Regions from separate parts of the Homo sapiens genome. Here region 1 is linked to region 2. Evidence: chromatin loops called from intact Hi-C (ENCODE). Cell type or tissue: sigmoid colon. All regions are shown on one strand. Links, peaks and the distances in the headings refer to the core of each region. The heading gives the core; the rest is flanking DNA. Region 1 overlaps NAV1 (neuron navigator 1). Region 2 overlaps NAV1 (neuron navigator 1).

Evidence for each region. Peaks named below come from ENCODE experiments on the same cell type or tissue, not always from the same donor. Only the 100,000 strongest peaks of a DNase experiment are listed, where the experiment ranks them.
Region 1: a loop joins it to region 2, with 2.3 times the contacts of the local background. A loop is called at or near these places in 3 of 110 quality-filtered maps.

The regions. Positions count from the first base shown.
Region 1 is chr1:201,583,119-201,585,934 of GRCh38, forward strand. All of the region lies in intron 1 of NAV1 (neuron navigator 1), which reads left to right. Among named protein-coding and RNA genes, the nearest start is that of NAV1, 45 kb to the left of the region's middle. In sigmoid colon, for the core only: no CTCF peak of the experiment used is centred there; DNase peaks (open chromatin) are centred at 716 and 1,623; H3K27ac peaks cover 864 bases.
Region 2 is chr1:201,686,010-201,688,825 of GRCh38, forward strand. All of the region lies in intron 5 of NAV1 (neuron navigator 1), which reads left to right. It overlaps IPO9-AS1 (IPO9 antisense RNA 1), which reads right to left. Exons shown (of 3, transcript NR_046696.1): 3 at 2,247-2,404. Among named protein-coding and RNA genes, the nearest start is that of MIR5191, 32 kb to the right of the region's middle. In sigmoid colon, for the core only: no CTCF peak of the experiment used is centred there; no DNase peak of the experiment used is centred there; H3K27ac peaks cover 571 bases.

The DNA of each region.
Region 1 (2,816 bases), core at 296-2,795, 100 kb before region 2:
ATGGCGGCTCTACACCCTCTGGGGCTTGGCCCATTTGGTGATTTCTTAGCCTCCTCCCTGCCTGGCTGATTTCTTTGTGTGCCTCGGCTGGGCTCACGCTGCGTCAGGCTCGCCCGTGTTGGTATAATAGCCCTGATCGCTGTGCTTGTCGGAGAGGAGACAGCAGGGGCAAGGCCCCATCCAGGGCTCATCAGGCCCTGTACCCCAGCTGTGTTAATTGTCCAAGCCCTCCAACAAGCCAACCCTTTTTCCCATCTGCAATTAAGACAAAAAGCTCGTTATCTCTCCCGCTCCCATTATCTGTAGACTCTGCTAAGGGGCTCTTTCTCAAGAGCAGCACCTGCAGAGGCCAACAGAGGTTGGCATTAACTCCTTCCCTGCTGGAGATAGGAATCTCTGAGTGGGTGAAGGAGGCAGCTGAAGCTGGTAGGAATGGCTCTGGGACAGAGGGTGGCACTTGGGGCCCTGGAATGGTTCTGTTACAAGCTTGCTGGGTGTCCTTGGGCAAACAATTGACCTTTTTTGAGCCTTTGAAATCCTCTTTCTCCTTTCTTCCCAAGGAAGCCATGGAAATAAATAAGGAGCTGTTGAAGTTGCCAGCTCCCTGGAGTAACTGTGTAAACCTCCGGTCTTCTATTCTCATGGCCAATAGTGCTTCCACTGGTCAAAACTCAAGCCTCAAGATAAAGCATGTAAATAGCTTAAGAAGAGCAGTGCTGGTGCCTGGGGGAGAGGAGCCAGTCAGGACCTTCAGCTTCCCAGGGAAACTTGGATTGAGTAGAATGTAGCAATCTCACTTTGCAGCGTGTCCTTCAGCAAGTCACTTACTCTCTCTGTACTCCAACTTCGTCCTCTGAAAAATTAAAGAATCCAACTGGATCATCTCCAAGATCCTTTCCAATTGAGAAATTCCATCACCTGTGATGATTTTTCTGTACAATGCAATTTGGGAAGGACACTAGCATTTATGGAACCACTGATATGTGCCAGATCTTTCACATGTGTTGTTATTTCCACTTTAAGTGTAAGAACAATATCAAGTTCAGAGATGTGAAAGAAGTGGTCCAAGGTCAATCATCCAGTACCTGGAGGACTCTAGATTCAAACCCACATTTATGAGACTGTAAAACCATTGCTCTTTTTCATGATACCATGTTTTTAGGGACTGCCCATCTAATGGTTCCTTACAAGACAGAGCTGCATATAGAGGGGGAAATGTAACCTACTCTATATGCAGCTATAAAAACAAAGAATCTGGATTCTAACCACTTAGATTCTCCAGAGTCATAATGTGTTAGGAAGGAGTGAATGAGAAATAATTTTTTTGCCCCTCTGGTCTCCCATGTGACTGAGATTGCCTGAGATGTGTGTGCAGACTCTCAAAGAAAAAGTTGTATAATTGTCAGGCATTGGATCTTGTTTTCATCTTGGTAAACCAAATCCTGGAGATGGAATACAGCTGCTATCTCAGCAGCTGGTTCCAGCTTGTGATGTGCCTGTGTCCAGCAGAGCCCACGGCAGCCTTATGAAAGCCCTCCTCAGTCTGTTTCTAGAATCTCCTCTGAATCCATAAGAAACCGCCCAGAGCTTAGCCCATCAGCCCTGCTGACAGGCTGGGCCAGTCCAGATGCTCCACCAAGGCCTGGATTCTGGCTCTTTCACTCAGTTCACTCATCTGCCCCTGAGTCATCCAGAGAAAGGGGTTTGGGGAGAGTCCGGAGCAGACAGCAAAGCAGGGAATCAAGGAAGCTCTTGACCAACTGGCAGGCAGCCCAAGTCCTGGCATCCCACGGGAGAGGAGAAGGGCCCCTGCCTTTCCAAACCAAAGGCTCACATGAGTGAAGGATGGGCCTGAAATCCTCACTCTGGAAGCAACTGACCAAGGTCCTCCCACCCAGCCCCAACCCCATGCACAACTAATAAGACAAATGCTTCCTGTCTTGAGTTCCCCATTCGGGTAGTTTTCGCAGGGGCCTGATCTTCTCCCCAGTCTCCCAAGCTTTGGGCAGGTCATTGGGCCCTCATCCCTGAAGTCAGGCACTGGGCTGGATCTATTCTGGTTTTAGGGTTCTGAACGTGTGATGACTCATCTTCTGCTGAAGGGTTTTTCATGGAGTACTGAAAACCCTTAAAGCAGAACATTTCAGAGTGTGTTCTGTGACTTGCAAATTATTCTGTGAGAATACGATGATGGGGGAGGCACAGAACTAGGTTTCTGTGGTCAGCTAAGTTGTGGAAATGCAGTAAGATCATCTGTCTTTTGGAATCTTGATCTACATGAACATAGGAAAGGCTCTGAGAAGCTCTTCATTCACAGACACACACACACACACAAATAGACAAATCGGACTTCAACAAAATTAAAAACATTTGTGCCTCAAAGGAAAATATTGAGAAAGTGAAAAGACAACCCACAGATTAGGAAAAAAAATTTGCAAATCTTATATCTGATAAGGGTCTAGTATGTGGAAAATATAAAAAACTTCTACAATTTAACAATGACAAAAAAAACTGATTTTTTAAATGGGAAAATGACTTGAATAGACATTTCTTCAAAGAATATATATAAATGGACCACAAGCATATGAAAAGATGCTTAACATCACTAGTTATTAAGAAATGCAAATCAAAACCAAAAGGAGATACTACCTCACACCCAATAGGATGGCTGCTATCAAAAGCACAGAAAGTAACAAGCATTGGCGATGATATGGAGAAATTGGAACAGAATCTGTGTGCAATATTGATAGGAATGTAAATTGGTGCAACAGCTATAGAAAGCAGTATGACAGTTCTTCAAAATATTAAAAATAGAA
Region 2 (2,816 bases), core at 144-2,643:
TGCAGATCAACATGACAAGATGTTCTCAGCTCACTGCTTTTATTTCACACACATCTGAAGCTCCAGAGCCAGAGAAGAGGCTGTGGAGAGATGCACACCTAATAAGCACCGAGGGACAGCTGCCTGGCCCTTCTAGATGGAAGGGAGTCATGTTGGTCCTCAGAGAAATCCAGGCACCCATCTTTAGCACCTTCACTCCTCCCCCAACTGCATCTGCCCCTCCTCTCAATCCCCCATACTCACTCCCCTCAAGCTGCCCTCTTGCTGCCTTCATCCCTGCCCCCTCAGTATTCCATCCAGACCAGCCCTCCCCCAGGGTACCATGCTCTAACATTATCTCTCACACCTTCCCCAGGTCCCCATCAAAACACCCATTTCTTTAGTCAAGGTGTTTGGACAGCAGTCTGATTAAACTATAGGACAAATTGCTTCAGAAATTCAGACTTGTCATCCCACTTTGAATAGGTGGGGAGCAAGCCCCTGACTCTAGGCATTTGGATGCCCAGTTGTTAACTGCACTGGTAGATACTTTGTCTCTAGTGTGTCCCAGACATTTCCTGACCACATTTCTTTATGCTGAACTGAAAATCTTGTGATCTTGTTTCAAGATTGCATTGATTTGCATCTATCTCCTATCCCCCACTCCAACCCATTTGCTTATTTCCATAGTTTCTGTAGGCAGGTTTTCTCTTGCTAGTTATCTTGCCACCTTTGCCTCCTAAAGAGCCCTTAAATTGGCTTCCGGGCAGCAATCTATCCTTTTCTTTCTGGAAAATAGCCCAACCCCTGCAGCCTACCTCTCCTACCAGCCTCAGACTGCACTCACCTTCCCCCACTGTCCACAGCAGGAAGGACAGATGACAGGAGGAGGCTCACTTTTGCTGCCATTGCAAAAACCTCGAGCAGCAGCTGCTTTGTCACTCAATTCAGAAGCTCCTTCCTGGTGTGAAAGGTATTTTGCAATTATGCATAGTTACTCACAGTTACCCATTAACAGAAACCTTTCAGCTCCTTGCCAGCTTCATCTTAAATGCTTTTTCCTTTCTCCCTTCAGAAGTCTTTATAAGCATACGGTATTTAGGAAGGTCTCCTTTGCCAATATATACAGTATTATATAAATTACAACATGGAGTGACTAACTAGTGGCTCTCCCTCTAAGGATTTTACCACCGAATCCAAATATATTTCACTGATTGCATCTAGGCAGCTATAGGAGTGTTTTATAGGTTGCTTTTTTTTTCCCCCAGGGGGAAGTGGCTGGAAGGTGGCACAGGATATGTTCTCTCTTAAATCATATTACCACTCAACCAAGGATACATCTATTGTGTATCCAGCCTCCCACCTCCTTTCCTTCAATGGGAGGATTGGTAAGAGCTTAAAGCTGAGGCCCCTCTGGAGACCCCTAGGTTCGTAACCAAAAGGGACCAGGATGGATGGGGTTTCCCACTTATGATAATAATACCAACAATAACAACTATGATATGAGTGCCTGCCAGATACTAGGCACTGTGCTAGCACTTAACATACGTTATCTACTTTAATCTTCCTAATAGCCCTTAGAATATACATAATTATCTCTGTTCTACAGGTGGAAAAAAAATGAGACTTTTGAACATAAAGACTCTTAGTTAAGTTTGCATATTTCATGGTAGAGCCAAGACGCCAACCCAAATCTGTCTGATTTTAAAGCTACCACCCACCTACCCTGGATATTGGTTCGGAGTCAACTAGGGCCCTAAAACTAGTGAACATGGTGCCCCACCCTTTCCTGAAGCCTGGCATTTGTGGCCTGGGAACTGATGGGAGAGTATGAACATCTGAGGGCGGGCAAGTTTCTCCAAGGCCCTCCCTCAGATGGGGGAAGATGGGGAATCAAAGGTTCTCATTTTCCCTCCAACCACCTCCAGCAGTGTCATCCCAAACACGCCTGATTCTGCTGTATGTAATTAACGAGGAATGACTGCCCAGCCATTTGATTTCTAATTGCCACATAACATGAAAGTGACAATGCAGATGATTACATGTGTCAGATGAACTTGGTTGTAAGTTTTATTTAAACACTAAATTCTTTGGCTGTGCACTCAGCCTTTGTATTACTCACGTAGCAAGGTTGTCGGCTCTTCATTTAAAGAGGAAGAGATGGCAGGGGTGCCGTCAACTGTTCTGATGAGAGCAGGTCCTTCCTGGCTCTCCCTGTGTGCCAGGCCTTGGACCCTGGGCTCCTTGGTGGGGTGAGGGTGGTTAGGGAGGGTGGCACTGGAGCAGAGTAGACCATGGCAGGTTAGTGCTTATGGACCAGGTAAACCTCTTCCCAGGAGGGACGTGAATCTGCACAGCTTGTGGTCTCCCTACTCCCATGGAATCAAGGAGAACTTCCTGGGGAAAATGGGATGTTTTGAAGAATCTGTTGAATGAAAGAGTGAAGAAGATGATCTGGGATATTAGAAATGATAATATTTCTCTGAATAAAGGTTTTACACACAAAATATGGGCACCACATAACCTGATCAGAGCTGAAACTTAGCCATCCATGATATTTACATCCTGCCCACTGTTCAAAACCAGGAATCCCTTTTTGCGGGCTTTTCATTCAAGGGAAGAGGCTCAGATATCACACAGTTATCACTGACACCCGCCCCCATCGAAAATAATTATTCAGGGATTCTGAGAGCCAACGTAATTAGTCCAATTAATCTCTAGCGATGAATTATTCTGTCCGATAATCGTCTTCGGAAGCAAAGGATTCATTAGCGTCTCTGGCTGACAGCAGGGAGTCAAATGTCCTTTTATCTCTCTTCCCTGTCCCTGATATGATA